Regions from separate parts of the Homo sapiens genome. Here region 2 is linked to region 1. A link is a loop called in an ENCODE intact Hi-C map of the cell type or tissue named here. Cell type or tissue: IMR-90. All regions are shown on one strand. Links, peaks and the distances in the headings refer to the core of each region. The heading gives the core; the rest is flanking DNA. Region 1 overlaps RERE (arginine-glutamic acid dipeptide repeats). Region 2 overlaps RERE (arginine-glutamic acid dipeptide repeats).

Region 1 (8,835 bases), core at 232-8,231:
CCCCCATTGTGTTATAGAACTTGACAAATGTCTGCTTGTTCTGGATATTAGGCAAAGTATGAGAATCTGACTTTATTTCAGATCTTTTTATACGTCTGAAAGAAGCCTAGGTTGGATAGTTTTCAAACATTTGCAAATCATAATAGTATTTTATTTTTAAAAGAGTCTAATGGTAATAATAAATACGAATTTATTGATAAATAATAATAAAAATAAATAAGTTAATATTTATTCATTGCACCACCACTCCCAAGTGGGATCCAGTATTGATCATTGTTGTAGGTGTTTTGTTTTGTTTTAAGATAGTTGATTTATTCTTATAGCTAATGTACAACCTGGACTTCCCAGTCTTGATTTAAAATAAATTAGTGCCCTCTAAACTGTGAGAATGCTCTGGAAATTCAAATTTTTAATACTTTCTGTTTTGCTGAGTGAGCATTGAAAATGGATGTTTGGGCCGGGTGCGGTGGCTCATGCCTGTTATCCCAATACTTTGGGAGGCCGAGGCGGGTGGATCACGAGGTCAAGAGATCGAGACCATTCTGGTTAACACGATGAAACCCCATCTCTATTAAAAATACAAAAAATAAGCCGGGCGTGGTGGCAGGCGCCTGTAATCCCAGCTACTCAGGAAGCTGAGGCAGGAGAATGGCGTGAACCCGGGAGGCAGAGTTTGCAGTGAGCCGTGATCGCGCCACTGCACTCCAGCCTGGGCAACAGAGCAAGACTCCGTCTCAAAAAAAAAGAAAAAAATAAAAGAAAATGAATGTTTGTGATATTCCTTTTGTTGGCAGTTAAATGTTTGGAAGAGAGACTTGCAGTGTGTGTTTCAGCATTTATTTATTGATTTCATTCAACAAATATTTACCACTGCCAGCTTACTGTGTGCCCAGCCCAGGGGCTCCAGCAGTTGCCAGGAAGGCATCTGCATGTCCTCCGGAGTCTTCTGTTAGAAAGAGGAAACACATGGCTGTCTCCTCTTGTGATTCCATAGGTCTTTGCCTAAACCTAAGCAAGAGTAATTATTACAACCTACTTGATCTTGTCATTTTGTATGTTTTGTATCTGTACCAATTTGTAAGTTTCCTGGAAATAAGGACTGTGACTTATTAAGGTTTATTCTTTACATGTCTTGAATGTTCAGCTTTACTTGACCTGAATGTTCGGCAAATGCTGGCTCATTGTTAAAATAAGAGATTGAAGCACGAGTGAAAAGATCAGAACGTCCACTCCATGAGAACGGGGATCTCTGTGTTGTTTACTGCTGTGTCCCAGAACCTAGTATTTTATTTAGGAAGTTAGCAAGTTTTTCTGGAGTATTACCTTATACTATGGACTGTGTTCAGCACTGGAGATGCAAGTCTTAGACAAAGCCAATCTTTGTGTAAGAAGACTAGATGTGTACAGGAAAGGTGGATTTCCAATGAGAATTCTGAGTGACAGCCACAGTATGGGGAGGTAGATAGAGCAGGAGGATCTTTGTACCTGCTGTTTCTCTACATTATCTGCAAGTTGGAACTCAGAAACTTGGAGTGTCTGGAGCATCTTTGCGAGGTGGGAAGGTGTCCATGGTGCCAGACACTACACAGGGTTGAAAAGACGCAGGGTGAGAAAAGTTGATTAGCTTTGACAAGAAACAAGTCTGGTCCTAAAGGGAATATGTAGATAAACCTGCATCTTTATTCATATGTACTGAAAAACTAGCATACTATTACAGACTTACTTTCTTTAAAAAGCTCTTAAATTTTAGCCACTTTAAATATTTTGTTTTTGTGTGAAATTAGCACAGTCAAAAAACTTAAGAAATGCTAAAAAGAAAGAACATAATCTAGTGTGACTTTACGCTGCTTTGCGGAGAATGAGGCAAGAGTAGGGGTCCTCCTGGCTGGGTTGGAGTCTTGGCTTCACCACCTGCTGGCTCAGTGTGGTGAACATCTTTACTTGATCTTTCTGTGCCTCAGTTTCCTCATCTGTGAAGTAGGGCGATGATAGCTCCTAAACCGTAGATTAAATGAGAGAATACTTTCCCCATAGGATTAAGTAAGATAATGATTGCATGGAATGTCCTGAGCACTGGGCGGGGCCAAACATTCCCTAAATGTTTGCTTTATGGGAATATAGGGGAATCCTATTCCTATCTTTGCCAAAATATTTTCTGCCTTGCCTGCCTCCCTCTCCCAGAGTGAGTAGAATAGGGGTTGGGATAGGGTGGTCTTGGATGAGAACAAATTCCTGCGCCTACTGAAATGATGGAGTCTCAGTGCCCCTTTCCTGACTCTTCTGTGGGAGATAGTCAATGAGGAGCTTGCCTTGGATCGATTGTGTCCTGTCTGTTATTTGGTGCAGTTAGCTAACTATAATTGTTGTTGTTTTAGCTGCATGAAAGCGGTTACGATGCTGGCAAAGCCCTGCAGCGCCTGGTGAAGAAGCCTGTGCCCAAGCTCATCGAGAAGTGCTGGACCGAGGACGAAGTGGTGAGCAGGAACCAGCATTTGCCTTGTGCTCTGGGGCATCGGGCCACCGGCGTCTCAGTGTGTGACCTCCCTGCTGCTCAGGGAAAGCAGAAGCTTCAGTCATGCAGAATGGCTGTCCGTGGCAGCGCCAGGCAGGAGGATGGGGCCCTTCAGCCCCTTAATTGTACAGAAAGACTTGATTTTATTAAGATTAGGCTTCATAGATGTCGGGAAAGATTGTCCAACTTTCATGGAAAGAAAGGAGAAATTGATAGTTACTCCTAAAAAAAGTTAATTTGAACTTGTTTTTGGTGCAAGCTAGCTTGTGATACCTCCCTATTTAAAGACAGCATGTTAAAACCCGTGGACATATAACCTAAAGTAGGGTTGGTGACTTGTCTTTTTTTTAATCATAATTATTTTAGAGAAGGGGGTTTTGCCGTGTTGCTCAGGCTGGTTTTGAACTCCTGGGCTCCATCAGTCCTCTTGCCCCAGCTTCTTAAGTAGCTGGGACTGTAGGCATGCTCTACCATGCTTGGCTTGGTGACTTGTTTTTATAGGGCTTGTAAGACCCCTGACCTCCTTAAAGGACATTGATTACAAGCGGGAAGCAGAGAGTTGATGAAATAAATATGCTGGATTTTACATACTGATTGTATTGCTGTGGCCTGTTGAAGGAAGTGGGGGGAGAGAAATGTGCCCACAGATACAGCCTTGCAAACCCATGGATTCCCATCCAGCAGACAGTTTTAATGAAGCTACATCTCCATCTTGTGACTTGTAAAAGGCATTGCTGTAAACGACTTACGGATTTCTTGTGCTTTTGCAAATACAGTCTTCAGTATGAATGTTACCGCTTGACATTTGCCTTTCAGGTCGAATGAAATTTAAATGAAGGCTGGCACTAATACACCTATTGATTGCAAGTTCCTCTCCTGTATTTTAAAATATGCTAAGAAAGAATGTTTAGAAATTGTATGTGCTTTCCTGATCCCGCTCTTTCATTGATTCAGCAATATTTACTGAGTGCCTGCTTGCGTGCCAGGTGTTGTCCCTCCTTGGGAGTCTTAAGTTTTAAGAGGGGAGACCTTCATAAATGAGTATGTGCCGGGGGTGGTGAAGCAGATACAGAATAGGGTAATGAGGGAGAATCAGCTGGGTGGGGTACTGTCTTAGCTAAGGGAGGATCAGGAAAGTCCTGGTAAGTAACATTTAGATGAGACCTTAGTAAGGTGAGGAAGGCAGCCTTTTGGATATTAGAGAATTCTGGGCCCTAAGGTGAAAGCATGCTTGGCATGTTCAAGAAGTAGGCAGGAATGTTTCTGCAACACAGCAAGGAGGGGAGTGGTGGGAGGGGTGCCCTAGAGGGAGCAGATCAGGTGTGACCTGTTGGCCTGCTGTCAGGGCATGGTGATGTGCCCCACATGAGCAGCTTCTGAACAGAGGAGTGACTTGCTCCGACAGTGGGGCTCACACTGGCCGCTGAGTCCGGTGGTCTCTGGGGGTTGCTGCACACCAGGCTGGGACTGGTGGCTGGGTGGTGTGGCAGCAGTGGTCGTGATAAGAAGCAGCGAGATCCAGGCTGCACCTTGAAGGTAGAGAAAAGAGAATTTGCTCCTAGAATGGCTGTGGGTGAGGGTGGGCAAGGGCTGAGGAATGGGAAAAGCTAGGCGGAGCTGAGATGCACTGAAATGGCCCTAGGGTTTGGTAATGGAGTGCTTGTTGAATAGTTCCTTAAGACTTTAACTTTATCAGACTTACAGAGTTCATGAAGCTGTTTTAAAACAAACAAAACCATAAAAATCTTAACGTTATTATTAAAGAGAAAGAAACATCTTAAACATTTTAAAATGTTTAGACAACGTTAAATTCAGTTTTGAGAAGTCGTAGTGATACTGTTTTTTTACTGTAAGCCTGTTTATGTGAGGAGTGGATAAGAGATCTGATTGACAAGGTTTTAAAATTCTGCGAAAAGCCTGTGTGGAAGAAACACATAAGGAGATGAAAAGGATGGAACAAGTGTATAGACTGTGGTCGTTTAACCACCCTTTGTGAGATTGTCTTCAGTCCTCTCAGCCTGGCCTAGGCGGCCTCAGGGCCTTGTCAGCTTGCAATCCATGGCTGCTTCTGCTTCTGCATTTCCCTCAGTTCCTGGCCATCTCCTCTCTCTTCAGTCTCCATGCCCTTTGGCGTCCTCTCTCCTTCCCCACTTCCCTGCCTCTTCTTGGTGTCTCCCACCCTCCCCACTCCTCACTCATGCCTCCCAGCCCCTCGCTAGCCATGGCTCTCCTCTCTCCCTTCTTTCATTTCTCTTGTGACCTTTCATTCCCTCTGGAATTTTAAAAATACACAGCCAAAGTCCTCTCTTCCTGCTGAAGAGAAAGCTGCTTTCCTTTTCCTGCAGCGCCTGCTTGTAACATCAGGCAGCTGTTGATTGTCTCCCCATTGCTGCTGCTTGAGGATTTGTCGCTGTGAGCTGAGAGGGAAGTTTTGCACATCAGAAAGAGCCTGGTTTATTTTGAAAAACAAAACAGGACTCCAAAGTGGTGAATATTTTGAGTATGGAATAATGATCCTTAACTGTATACATCCGTATCCGTTTGGGGTCATTTTTATCATGTTTGCTTCTTGGTTTGAAAAATGTCTTGGCAGCCATCCAGCCCTTGTAGAGCCTCAGGATCAAATGGTTCCCTTATGTGTAGGAAGTGAAGCTTCACTTTGAAAACCTCAGCAGTGAAGAAGAGAGACTGACTGAATAATTGAGAGGTTGAAGGAAGCTTCTGGTGAATGGATCCAAATCAAATCTTTGAAGAGATTTATGTGGCAACAAGGCAGTCCCCTCTTTACCCTCGCCTGGCTTTGGCTGTGAAAAAACACCTGCTGTGTTCATGTGGCCCCCTTCTGTTAAATTTACCACATTTTCTCACCTCAGGAATCACAGGAATAAGCAAAACAAATGTGTTCCAGCTAACATAAATACATGGGCCTACCTCCCCCTTTTTTCCTCCCAGTTTTCTATATACTTGGAACATTCTAATTATTATTTTTATTATTATCATTACTATTTTTTAAGAGATGGGGGTCTTGCTATGTTGTCCAGGCTGGACTCAAACTGTTGGGCTCAAGTGATCCTCCCACATCAGCCTCTGAGCAGCTGGGACTACAGGCAAGCCACAATGCCTGGCTACTTATTACTAAACTTCGCTGCCGCTGGCATATTAATTTGTTCTAACTACCCAGTGTCTGATCTGACTACAACAGTCTTGATGAACGGGTTTCCCTTGGCATTTTTACATGAATACTTTGAAGCAGCTGCTCTGTGAGAGGGTTGGTGAAATAAGCACCTGAAGGTGTGAGTTCCCTGCTGTGCAGCGGACAGGCTGGGCCTCTGCACCTCCTGGGCCTGGCAGGCCTGCTGCTCTATGAAGAAACTAACCTCTCATGCCAGTGCAGACCCTACTCGTTCTCCAGTCTCAGCTCGGTTCCTGGCCCATCCCGCGGCCAGTGCTCCCTCTTCGCACTGTCTCCCCTCTGCGCGTCACTCGCTTGGCAGTTCATCCTCTGCCTCCTCGTGCTGACTTCTGATCCCCAGCTCTTCATTCCTTGCGGTCTTATTTCTGAGTTGATTGTCCTCCGAGTTTGTAAACTTATTAAGGGTAAGGACTTAATGATGAAGATAGTTTCTCTCCATATGAGAGGCTTGAAGAATATTGATGACTCTTTGTTCAAGGTAATCCTTTTAAAAAGTTCTTCACTATAATTGAGTGTCTTCAATCCAGCATTTTAAAACTTTTAATAGTTAATAGTTATGAATCAGCACATTAAAGAGAAAAACTTTTACATGCCTCAGAAACCAACCTTAAAAATTTTACTTTTGGAGCCTGGTCAACACAGCAAGACCTTGTCTCCACAAAAAAATTAAAAACATAATAAAATAGCTGAACATGGTGCCATGTGCCTGTAGTCCCAGTTACTTGGGAGGCTGAGGTTGGAGAATCGCTTGAGTCCAGGGGTTAGAGGCTGCAGTGAGCCGTGATCATGGCACTGCACTCCAGCCTGGGCAACAGAGCAAGACTCTGTCTCCAAAAAAAATAATAATAATAAAAGTACTTTTGGAAAAAGCTCACACATTAAACTCTTTCTTCTTGTTCTTCCTACTCCTCCTTCTCCTCTTCCTCCTCCTCCTATCACCTGACCTCTTTTTCCTAGGTCTTTCAGATAATCATGAATTCTGGAGATCTTAGACCTCAGAATCACACAATAGGAGGCCTTTCATCTCAAACTCTCAGTTTATTTCTCTGACAGTGTGCGTGTATGATGTTCCTAATTGAAGTTGCTTTGGGGCTGAGACACTTCAAATCTTGAACTGAAGCCAAAATGTGCCAGTTTCTGTCAAATTCTGTACCGGATACTGCAAATTAATTTTGCTTTTGCCGAGTGTCTGTGAGCAACACCTGGGTCATGTCTTTCAGGCTAAGTAAACTTGGTTTGATCAGAGAAGCATTTTGGAAGAAATGCTAGGTCAGTTTGTGAAGCTTTAAATACCAAGGTATGGGTAAGGGTGGAGCCAAAGTAAATGGCTGCCTTCTGCCTCTGAGAGTTACATTGATGGTTAATCAATTTCACATATATTATGCTAAAAATACTGTTCCTTTTCAGGAAGTCATCCAGATTGGTAGAACTTAGGAAGATAAAGAGGAGGAAATAGAGATTAAAACATTAAAAAAAAAAACCCAAACAAAACAAATCTTAGATTATTAGGTTTTTAATTAAACATGATGAACACATTCAAATATAACATAAAGGCCCCAGGCTGAACTGCACCTAATCGAAACAGATTAAGTCACCCTTCCATGCTTGGGTGGTTATTAATTCTGTTTATTTATGCATGCGAGCTGAAGGTAGCATTTGCTGCTGTTGTGTTGGTGCTTATTGCACTGGGATTCCGTTGCCGCTTGATGCTGTGCTCTTAATTAGCATTCAGCTGTTGATTATGGAAATACTGGGGATGCTAATTGAATTCTTTTTAAAATTCAGGGCCTGCATTTTCCTTGTGGAGTTTGGTTTGACTTGCAAGATTGTAAGATTGGGTGCTCCAGTGAGCTGTGCATCTCACTCTTTGCTTCCTATCCACTTAGCTGCGTTTTGGTTTTTAAAATTATTTTCATGTTGAATTCGCTTTCCGCAACAATCCAGGTGTTGCACAAAGTGAAGGTTCTGTTGCTTACCATGTTACTACAGGGTGTTTTTATTTCATCTTGGGTAACTATAGCTTTTATCTTGAAATACACTACCCATTAAATATTTTATATCAATTTTGATGTAATACATTGAGGTGAACAATCTAGATACAAATAAGCTCTGAAATTTTTATCCAAAAATAGTTAATCTGTGGTAGTGATAAACCTTAATTGGCCATGTACATGGATTTATTTACAAGCTCATAAATTTTAAAACATCTAAATCTTCCTTCAATTTAAAGCTCAGTCTATCATAAATATAAATGAAAATCCTTCTTTCAAAATTGACATGAGATGGCAAAGTAATTTTCTAAATATTTGTAATCCAGTGAACCCGTGCGGCCGGTCAAGGAATTACTTACACAGAATACACACAACTATTTGCAGGGTGTCTTTCCCCAGCAGCATCTCCAGATGCCTTTGTTATGCCCTTTTTGGAATGTCTGCTTGAGAAAACATTGTTTTCATTGTTCACTCTTTTCAAGCTAGGCATCTGAATGTGCCAGAAGACGGGGCTGCTTAGTGGGGCAAAAATACAATGAATTTTATTTACTGTTTGCATGGCAGCTGAGGAAAATGGAATTCACAGCAAAATCCCCGTTAAGATCCAATAGCAGCAGGAGGTTGTGGAGGTGAAAACAGCAAGGAGGACAATGACAAAGAGGGAGAGAGGCTCTCAGAGCTTGTAGTTATGGTTACGTGGATTTCAGATACTAATAATCTTGGTGATTTTGTTTTAAAATTTTACATCCACAATATAGGGGAAGGGTTAGTTATATTTATTTTAGGAATGGTAAAATTTCCAGAGTTGTTGACCATTTTATGTAGTCATTCAAAAATGATGATAGGAGAGTCTTGTAGGTCATCTAGTACGAACCTTTTCACTTTCTTATTCTTTTTAGGGTTTTGTGCAGATTGTTTTTTTTATTGTTAGAACAACATCCTAAAATCATTAAAGGGAATTTAAAACCTCACCACTAACACGTCGTCTCACAGTGTCTGGCTTCATCGTCTCATTTGCTGGCTTCTTGCTCTCTTCTGGTCTTTGTTTATGTACGTACGTGGTTTTATGTCATTGTCAACTTACGTATGTGTACAGGTTTGCATACATGTGAGTTGAGTCAGAACATTGAAATTATCTT
Region 2 (8,835 bases), core at 505-8,504, 98 kb before region 1:
TCCTTCCATAGGTGGATTCAGGCCCCACTGAGAGTGGATGCAGAAGACGACCCTGTGGATTTTTAGGTCTGTTCAGTTCCAGCGCTACACTAAAATACACCAAGGTTGGGAGAAGGTGTTCCAGGATCAAACAAGAGTGGATACTTTATCAATGGCAATAAGAAATTTACTTGCGAGGCCTCACTCTGCCCTCTCAAAATGAAACAAAATGTTTAATGACTCAGTGCATTTGGGAGATGTGTATAGGATGGTGTAATTATAAAGTATATTCAGTCCTTTCTTTCTCCTGAGAAGAGTCTGTGGAGTCAGTATTTCAGTTTTTCCCCTTACCCACTGGTCCCCATGTCAGAGCAGAACCCTGGGATACATGAACCTTGATGGCCTGAGGCCTGGTGGTATACTCTGCTTTAGGTTTTTCTATACCTCTTTCCTGGCGTTTTGAGCTGTAATGGCTGTAAAGTTATATGGATAATATATATAGATATGTAAAATTCTTAGATCCTTTTTGTTTGTTTGGTTTTGAGACAGAGTTGCGCTCTTGTTGCCCAGGCTGGAGTGCAGTGGCACGATCTCCGCTCACTGCAACCTCCACCTTCTGGGTTCAAGCCATTCTACTGCCTCACTCAGCCTCCCGAGTAGCTGGGATTATAGGCACCCACCACCACACCCAACTAATTTTTGTATTTTTAGTAGAGACAGGGTTTCACCATGTTGGCCAGGCTGGTCATGAACTCCTGACCTCAGGTGATCCACCTGCCTCTGCCTCCCAAAGTGCTGGGATTCCAGGCATGCGCCACGGTGCCCGGGCATTCTTAGAGTCTTATGTTAAATAGGGTAGAGGCTTGAAATATTACAAGATATTTCCTATCTAATTTCATTTTTAAAATTTCATTTTGTTGTAAGCTGACAACTTATAATTGTATATATGTATGGAGTACAAAATGATGTATGATTCATTAATACAATGTAGAATAATTCAAGCTAATTATCATTTTTTATGATGGCAACATTTGAAATTTACTCTCTTACCAATTTTGAAATGTACAATACACTGTTATTAACTATATTAATCATGTTGTGCAGTCGATCATTTAAAAAACCCAGTTATTCTTCTTTACTGAGATTTTGTACCCTTTGAGCATTAGCTCCCCATTCCCCCCACTGCCCAGCCTCTGTAACCACTTCTCTTCACTTCTGTGAGTTGGGTTGTTTGAGTCCACATGTAATAAGCACATGTGGTATTTGTCTTTCAATTCCTGGCTTATTTAACTTAGCATAATATTCTCCAGTTCAATTCATGTTGTTGCAGATGACAGGAGTCTTCTTTTTAAAGACTGAATAGTAGTTTTATATATATATATACACACACACACACACACACACACACACACACACACACATACACATATACACACACATACATACACACACACCACATTTTCTGTCTCCATTCATTGTTGATAGGCACTGAGGTTGATTCCCTAACTTGTTTATTGTGAATAGTACTGTGATAAACTTGGGAGTGCAGGCTTCTCTTTGACAAACTGATTTTAAATATTTTGGTAAATTCACAGAAGTGGGATTCCTGGATCTAATTTCATTTTAATTGAATTAAATTTAATTTCAGATATTTATCCATGAAGTTGGGTAACTATGACTGGTACAGAAAGCTTATCTTTAGTTTTGATTTACCTGTGTAAATAAATACAGGTTGGGCATCTCTAATTTGAAAATCCATAACTTTTTGAGTGCTGACATGATGCAGTAAGTAGAAAATTCCACATCTGACCTTTGTGACAGGCTGCATATATTATTAAAATGTTTTATATAATTACCCTCAGGCTATGTGTATGAGGTTTATATGAAACATAAATAAATTTTGTGTTTAGACTTGGGTCCCATCCCCAAGATATCTCATTATGTATACCCAAAGATTCCAAAATCTAGAAAATTCTGAAATCAGAAACACCTCTGGTCCCAGGTATTTTGGATAAGAGGTTACTCAGTCTGTATCTGGAGTTAGCTTTGATCTTTGAAGAATAGTGATCTTTGACCCCATTGTCTGTCCCTACCCTTCTCCCTTGAAGTCAGGAATGATCAAAGCCATTATGACTGTGTCCCCAAGGTCTTAGCTAAGGTGACACGTCTAACAGTCATTGTCCTGTAAGTGGAGGTGGGCTCAACTGGCAGAGTTAATGCCTCTTTAAACTGGTTGGTGAGCACACTTGAAGGGAGATAGTGATGTCTCTGGGAGACGGTGTTCCCCCCTCTGTATGCTTAATTAGTGTCTGACTACCAATTAAAAGTTTTATGTATACATTTCTGAATTATACAGTAAACCTCTAATGTTCAGACAACTCTTAACCTTATTATCACCATGTTGTGGAAATGCATGAAAAGTTTCTTCAGAAAGTATCTTTTTAAGCCATACAGTATACACATGTTAGCCACTTCATCCCAAATTTCTGGAGAAACTTGGTTGGCTATATTGGCTTATAGAGTAAGAATTTTGATCTGATTTCACTTGGTTCTGAATCAAGAGCCCCCATGACTAAGCAGTTAAATATATGCAGGAGGTTACTCCTCTTCTCTCCAGCAGATTGTTTTGACTTGGCAAAGTTATTTATTTGCTAATATCCATCTTTGTACTCTGTTGAGGCTGTCTTTGGCCTTGATATCTCTGTCACATTTGATAACACAGAGGGACAGGAGTGGTCTGTTTTGGAGGCTTTGGGGACCTGATAATCCCTGCTGTGAGCTGGTGGCAGGTATCATCAGCTGGTGATCAGTGGGACAAAGAAGCTCTTTCCTCTGTATCGTAGGTGAATTTACAGTTGTTCTGTCTGGCTTGCAGGCCACCTCTGTGTGAAGGACTCTCTCTCTCTCTCTGCCCTAGTCCTATTGGTATTTATGAACTATCCAGATACCCCCTCGATTATTATTACTATTTTTATGTTGTGGAAAAACATTGCCCTGAGGCTGATATTAAGACTGTTTCTAGGAAAGACTCAGGCTATTTAAATTGATAAAACACTAAATTAATAATCATGAAAGATCTCTAGGAAAGGAAGTTTCCATCTCAACGTTAGACCCTGTGTCTGTGTTTGGGCAGACTGTGTTGTGTGTTGCTGATGACAACACAGTTGCCCTTCAACAGCAACTTTTTCTTGGCCTTGCCTGTTTCCATTGCCTTCCTTTTCCCCTAGTCTACCGCTTGTCAGTTATCTAGTTCTGAGTGTTTCATTTCAGTTATTTTAAATTTGTTAAATCTCAACAGACTATTGTCTGTTATTCAAAGATGTGTAGAAATCTTTGCTATTCTGCTCCCAGATAGCTACCATAAGGATCTTTTTTCTAAGCCCAGATTTGGGGGATGGATTTTGTCCTCTATTAATCTCCTTAAATCGACATATGTTCTTCATTTCAAGAGAAATCCAGCCAGGGTCTATAATTTAGCCCAGAAACAACTCCCCCTCCCCTTTTTTTTGCCCAGAGTCCTGAAACTTTATTGTTAAGCAGATTGGATGTGCTCCTGTTTAGTGGCTTAAAACATAGCAAGATGTCCACCTCTACAAAAAAATTTTAAAAATTAGCTGGGTGCCTGTGTTCCTACTTACTCAGGAGGCTGAGGCGGGAGGATCACTTGAGCCTGGGAGGTCGAGGCTGCAGTGAGCCATGATGGTGCCATTGCACTCCAGCCTGGGTAACAGAGTGAGACCTTGTCTCTAAACAAACAAACAAACAAACAAACAAACTGGTGAGAAGTTATTTACTTCCCAGTGGTCTCCTCTTACTATTCAGAAGTACACCCTAGGGTGCTTTCACACAGGAAGCTTCACTTCCCTCTTTATTCTGCATTCTGTTTGAAATATATTATTTATAAACATTTTGACATTTATGCCATTGTTAAATTATATTGGTAGTAAAAAATGAGGCTTATTTGTTGAGAAATTCTTGACAAGCTTCTAGAATTGTTGGAAAAATGAAGACATTTTCCTCTTAATTTGCTGTATGACACTATTACTAACATAATTTTGAATCTTAGAAAAGCAAAAACTTTAAGGGACCTCTTTTCTCTCTATCTTTGCTGCTCTCTTTTTCTGTAAAACAATGATAGTAATATCTGACATTTTTTGAGCTCATCCACTTGCTTTATATTAATTTATTTAATCCTCACAACCAAATAAGGTAGAAACTTGGTTTTCTCCCATTTTGTATATGAGAGCATTGAGGCTTGGAGAAGTTACTTGCCCAAAGTCACATAGCTTAGTAAGTTGCAGAGCCAGGATTCAAACTTAGACAGTTTTGCTTGAATCGCATGATCTCTAAATTCACGTCTGGCTTTAATTTTCTGTGATTTTGAACAAAATTCTTCAACTAGTGAGTAGTAGGAATTACATAATTACCTGTGTCTAACTTTCTAGCAATACTTTTGTGTCTGAGGTAGCTCTGGGAACACTTACTCAGGGAGGGGATGCTCTCTTCTTCCCTCAGTATTATAGCAGTGGCCAGCTTCCACTGAAGGTGACATTTTAATTTGTAAACCTTTAGGATGGCACCGTTAGCCAGTGCCATTGCACAGATACAGAGAAAAAATTAGAGATTCTCCCACAGCATCATTTTATCTACTTGGTTTTGTTTGAGGAGGAAATCTAGATATAAACATGTAAGAATGGAAAGAGAGCATAGAAACAATTTTGTTCCACCCCTTCACTTTTCATAGGGTTGGGGGACTCCACTCAGGTTGCAACTAGCAGTTGCAGACTGAACTGTAATCCTAGATTACCTAATTGTAATCTAGTACTGCTGAAACCACACACTGCCTCCCTTTATGGACTTTTCATTTTTAATTAAGTTACCGGCCTATTTAGAAAGATTGTGGATATTACAGCTACTTAAATTTGTTTCAAATTGTTGTTTACTTCCAGTCTACCTTTGTGTGTTTTATCTGTGGAATTGATTGTGAAGTCTTTTCAGCACAATGCTGCCACTCCCTGGTTATTGCATAGTACTGCATTGGGGAATCCAATAGTTCCTTCACTGCCATTGTAAAGTATAATATTAGGAGTCATACATCTAGGTACAAATAAACCAAAGCAGTTAATTTATTTGTGTGTGTAATCAGTAGGTATTCCTACACCATAAGATAACATAGATATTGTACTTCAGAAGATCACCAGTATCCCTGGCTTGGTTCTGAAAGATAGACATTGTACAAATTTGAGTTACTGTATCTAAAAGGTATTTCTGTTGCCCTTCAGGTTTTCAGATGTCTTAAATGTGTTGCAGAAATACATAGATGGTAGATTTTAAAAGATTGTTGTTAGGAGTGCTAGTAGATCTGGACTCCTGTATGCTCAGTGAAGTAATACATTTCTGTGAGCACTGAAGCATGTATTAGTAGCTCAGTGACTAGAGATCACTATCATCCCTTGTAGGAAACCAAGTTCTGGTGAAGAAGTAACTCCCACACTTCTCGGCACAGTTCTTCAGATTTTTCTGTGAACTATTGGTTACAATCACCTACCAATAGAGGAAACAATATTCATTGAGCACCTACTCAGTTCTAGATGCTTTCTGTCTTTTCTATTCTTTCAGTAATTATTTTAGGTAGATTTCAGTATCTCCTTTTTACAGAAAAGGGGAGATTGGGAGAATCTCGGTAATGTGCCCCAAGTCACATACATGGGAAGTCATGGAATTGAGATTGGAGGGGGCCACAGGCCTTCCCATCTTCTTTCCAGTAGGCCATCTTCCCTACCCTGTAGTGCTCGAACCAGGTTTTATTTTTGCCATTCTGATTTTGTTTTCCTTAAAAAACAAAACAAAATGAATTACTAGACCAGTGATTTCTCAACTAGGGACAATTTTGTCCCCACAGGGGAGATTTAGCAATGTTTAGAGACAGTTTTGGTTGTCAGAACTGGACGATGGGTGCTACTGGCAATTAGTGGTTAGAAGCCGGGGATGTCATAAGCATCTAACAGTGCACAGGCAGATCCCCACAACAAAGAATCCTCTGGCCCAAATGTCAGTAGTGCTGAGGTTGAGCAAGTCCTTATTATAGACAGCGTATTTTAACTGAATGCATCCCCAAGCACTGCCAAACAGGTGCTGCTTCTTCCCCTGGTTTATATATATTTTTTCTATAATGAGTAATCTTATCCTGGTCCTGCTTTTTATTATCCTGCCGAGGGAAGAAACTAAGTTTTCTTGGAGACAAAATATAATTTTTCCTCTACCCCTCTTAAGTTCTTGGCTAAATAATCCTTGTGCCAGAGAGCATATTTTGAGGTGGTATATCCTGATCTCCTACACTTTCTAGCTGCTCTCCCATGTCCTGGCGATTTGTCCCTTGCTGCCTGTGTATTTGGTCAGCAATAGAGTTAGAAAACTCCAGTTGTCCTGTAAGCTCACTAAAGGCCAGACAGAGTCAGGACTCAGGTTCTTCTCCATATTTCCCCAGAATGGCTTCGTTGATGCATGCAGATGGACTGTGGGGTCTGGATATGTTCAGTAGTTTGTCTATCTTTATTTCAATGAAAAAATTCATTGAAATCTCTCCCATTTTTTCTCAAGTCAGATGTTAGCACATCCATAATCCCCTGCTGAAAGTAATTATTTCTCTAAACTGCTACATGTAACATTTATTCTATTTATTTAACATACTGGTATGTCCTCTTTTTCCCATCTGAAGCATAAACAGTGTAGAAAGTTTTTTTTGCCATCAGAAATTTTAATATAAAGGCATAAAATGCATAAATATTAAAGAGTACTCATCATGTAGGATTATTCTATGTATAAAGTGTAATTAAACCAGTGATGATGCCGTATTTTTGTAGGCATGTGTATTTGGCACAGTTAAATGCAAAAAAAGAATCTTGGTATTTATGTTATTTACTTTGGTTTTTTGTTTTGTTTTGTTCTGTTTTTTTTTTTTTTTTTTTTTTTTGAGCTGGAGTTTTGCTCTTGTTGCCCAGGCTGGAGTGCAATGGCACGATCTTGGCTCACCTCAACTTCCGCCTCCCAGGTTCAAGCAATTCTCCTGCCTCAGCCTCCTGAGTAGCTGGGATTATAGGCATGCCCCACCATACCCGGCTAATTTTTGTATTTACTTTAAAACAGCACATTTTCGGCCGGCGTGGTGGCTCATGCTTGAAATCCCAGCAGATTGGGAGGCCGAGGTGGGTGGATGGATCACCTGAGGTCAGGAGTTCCTGACCAGTCTGGCCAACATTGTCAAAACATGTCTCTACTAAAAATACAAAAAATAGCTGGGCATGGTGGCACACACCTATAATCCCAGCTACTTGGGAGGCTGAGGCAGGAGAATCGTTTGAACCTAGGAGGTGGAGGTTGCAGTGAGCCGAGATCACGCCACTGCACTCCAGCCTGGGCGACACAGTGAGGCTCCTTCTCAAAAAAAAAAAAAAGAAAAGGAAAAAAAAAAGAAATAACACATCTTCACATTTGAGTTCTGTTGAAACTTGTGGCAATTGTCATCTTTCTGATTCTTTAAATGGCTTTTAAGTGTTTTTTAGCAAAGGTTTTTTGGAACCTTCCTGGTGTTTTAGTGTTGGCTATATTTGTGACTTGCTCGTTAAAGCAGGAAGCATCTTCCTTCATTAATGAGGGCTCTTTTATCATATTTTAGGATTTAGGCATCCCCTTTATAAACATGAGGCATTTCTTGAATTTTAGCTCTCATTCATTACTGACCAACGGGCCTGTGATGAGAACGTAGAGGCTGCTGAAAGGCATGATACTGCATTCACCTTGGAGAAGCCTGTTAAGGCCGCACATGGGTTGGAAAAGTATTTTAGGAGGCCGCAGGGAACCTCAGTGCACTCCCTGTTGAGCTATTTCTTGACCAGCCACAGAGATGATCTTTTGCAAGCTGCAGCCCCATAACTTGCTAATGGAAGGGCAATATTTGATCCTTTATTCTCTGAACAAACTGGGAACAAAATTAACTTTTAGGGATAACATAGTGCAGTGTCCTACAAACATTTACAGGATCATTTATGTGATAATCATAAAATTCTTCATTATTCACAAATAATTTTATACAAGATGTTCTATTATCTGGAGATTCGGAAATAAATGAGATGAGGTCTCTGGACTCATAGTACCTTCATCACCACCCATTCTTCGCTATATTCATTTGGCACTTAACAATAACTGTGGCTAAACAGTGGAAGGAGAATCTGATTTAGTCTGGGTAATAGGCAAACCTTGGAGAAGAGATTATTTTGTGCCAGGCCTTGTGGGGTAAGTTCTTTCTAGCCTTATTGCCCTTAATGAGCCTTGACAGTCAGCTAACACTGACTCTAAATATTTACCAAAATGATTAAAGATTAAAATAGAAGGATATATTAATGTAGTATTGTATAGTTAATGTTAAATAAAAATGTAATTTTGAATGGATTAGTTAAACTGGGGAGATAAACAGATTCAAGACTGGTCTCCTTTTGTTTCCTGAAATAAGCAGTTTAGAGGGGTAAGGTGAGAGGGATCTATTGATGGGTGTTTTTAAAAAACAAAACTTGACCTCATAACTGACTTATGTATTGTTGTGGTCCTGATGGTAATTGTGTCTCTCCCTATCTACGTGTCCACCCGTTTACAGGGGCTTTTGGTCATGGGTATGATATGCACTTGTGGCCACCTGAAATCCTGTTCCTAATGCTGTTAGATTTTCCTTTTCAGAGTAAGAGGGACCATCTCCTCATGAACGTCAAATGGTACTACCGTCAATCTGAGGTTCCAGATTCTGTGTATCAGCATTTGGTTCAGGATCGACATAATGAAAATGGTAAATATGTCCTTGTGGTT

What was found. Peaks named below come from ENCODE experiments on the same cell type or tissue, not always from the same donor. Only the 100,000 strongest peaks of a DNase experiment are listed, where the experiment ranks them.
Region 2: it touches region 1 in a loop (4-fold over the local background); 3 of 110 quality-filtered maps call a loop at or near these places.

The regions. Positions count from the first base shown.
Region 1 is chr1:8,459,564-8,468,398 of GRCh38, reverse strand. It overlaps RERE (arginine-glutamic acid dipeptide repeats), which reads left to right. Exons shown (of 23, transcript NM_001042681.2): 11 at 2,376-2,474. Among named protein-coding and RNA genes, the nearest start is that of SNORD128, 31 kb to the left of the region's middle. RefSeq lists an enhancer at 7,874-8,771. In IMR-90, for the core only: a CTCF peak has its summit at 3,236; DNase peaks (open chromatin) are centred at 3,208 and 5,098; H3K27ac peaks cover 4,281 bases.
Region 2 is chr1:8,557,398-8,566,232 of GRCh38, reverse strand. It overlaps RERE (arginine-glutamic acid dipeptide repeats), which reads left to right. Exons shown (of 23, transcript NM_001042681.2): 5 at 8,710-8,815. Among named protein-coding and RNA genes, the nearest start is that of SNORD128, 67 kb to the right of the region's middle. In IMR-90, for the core only: a CTCF peak has its summit at 4,996; a DNase peak (open chromatin) is centred at 4,972; H3K27ac peaks cover 465 bases.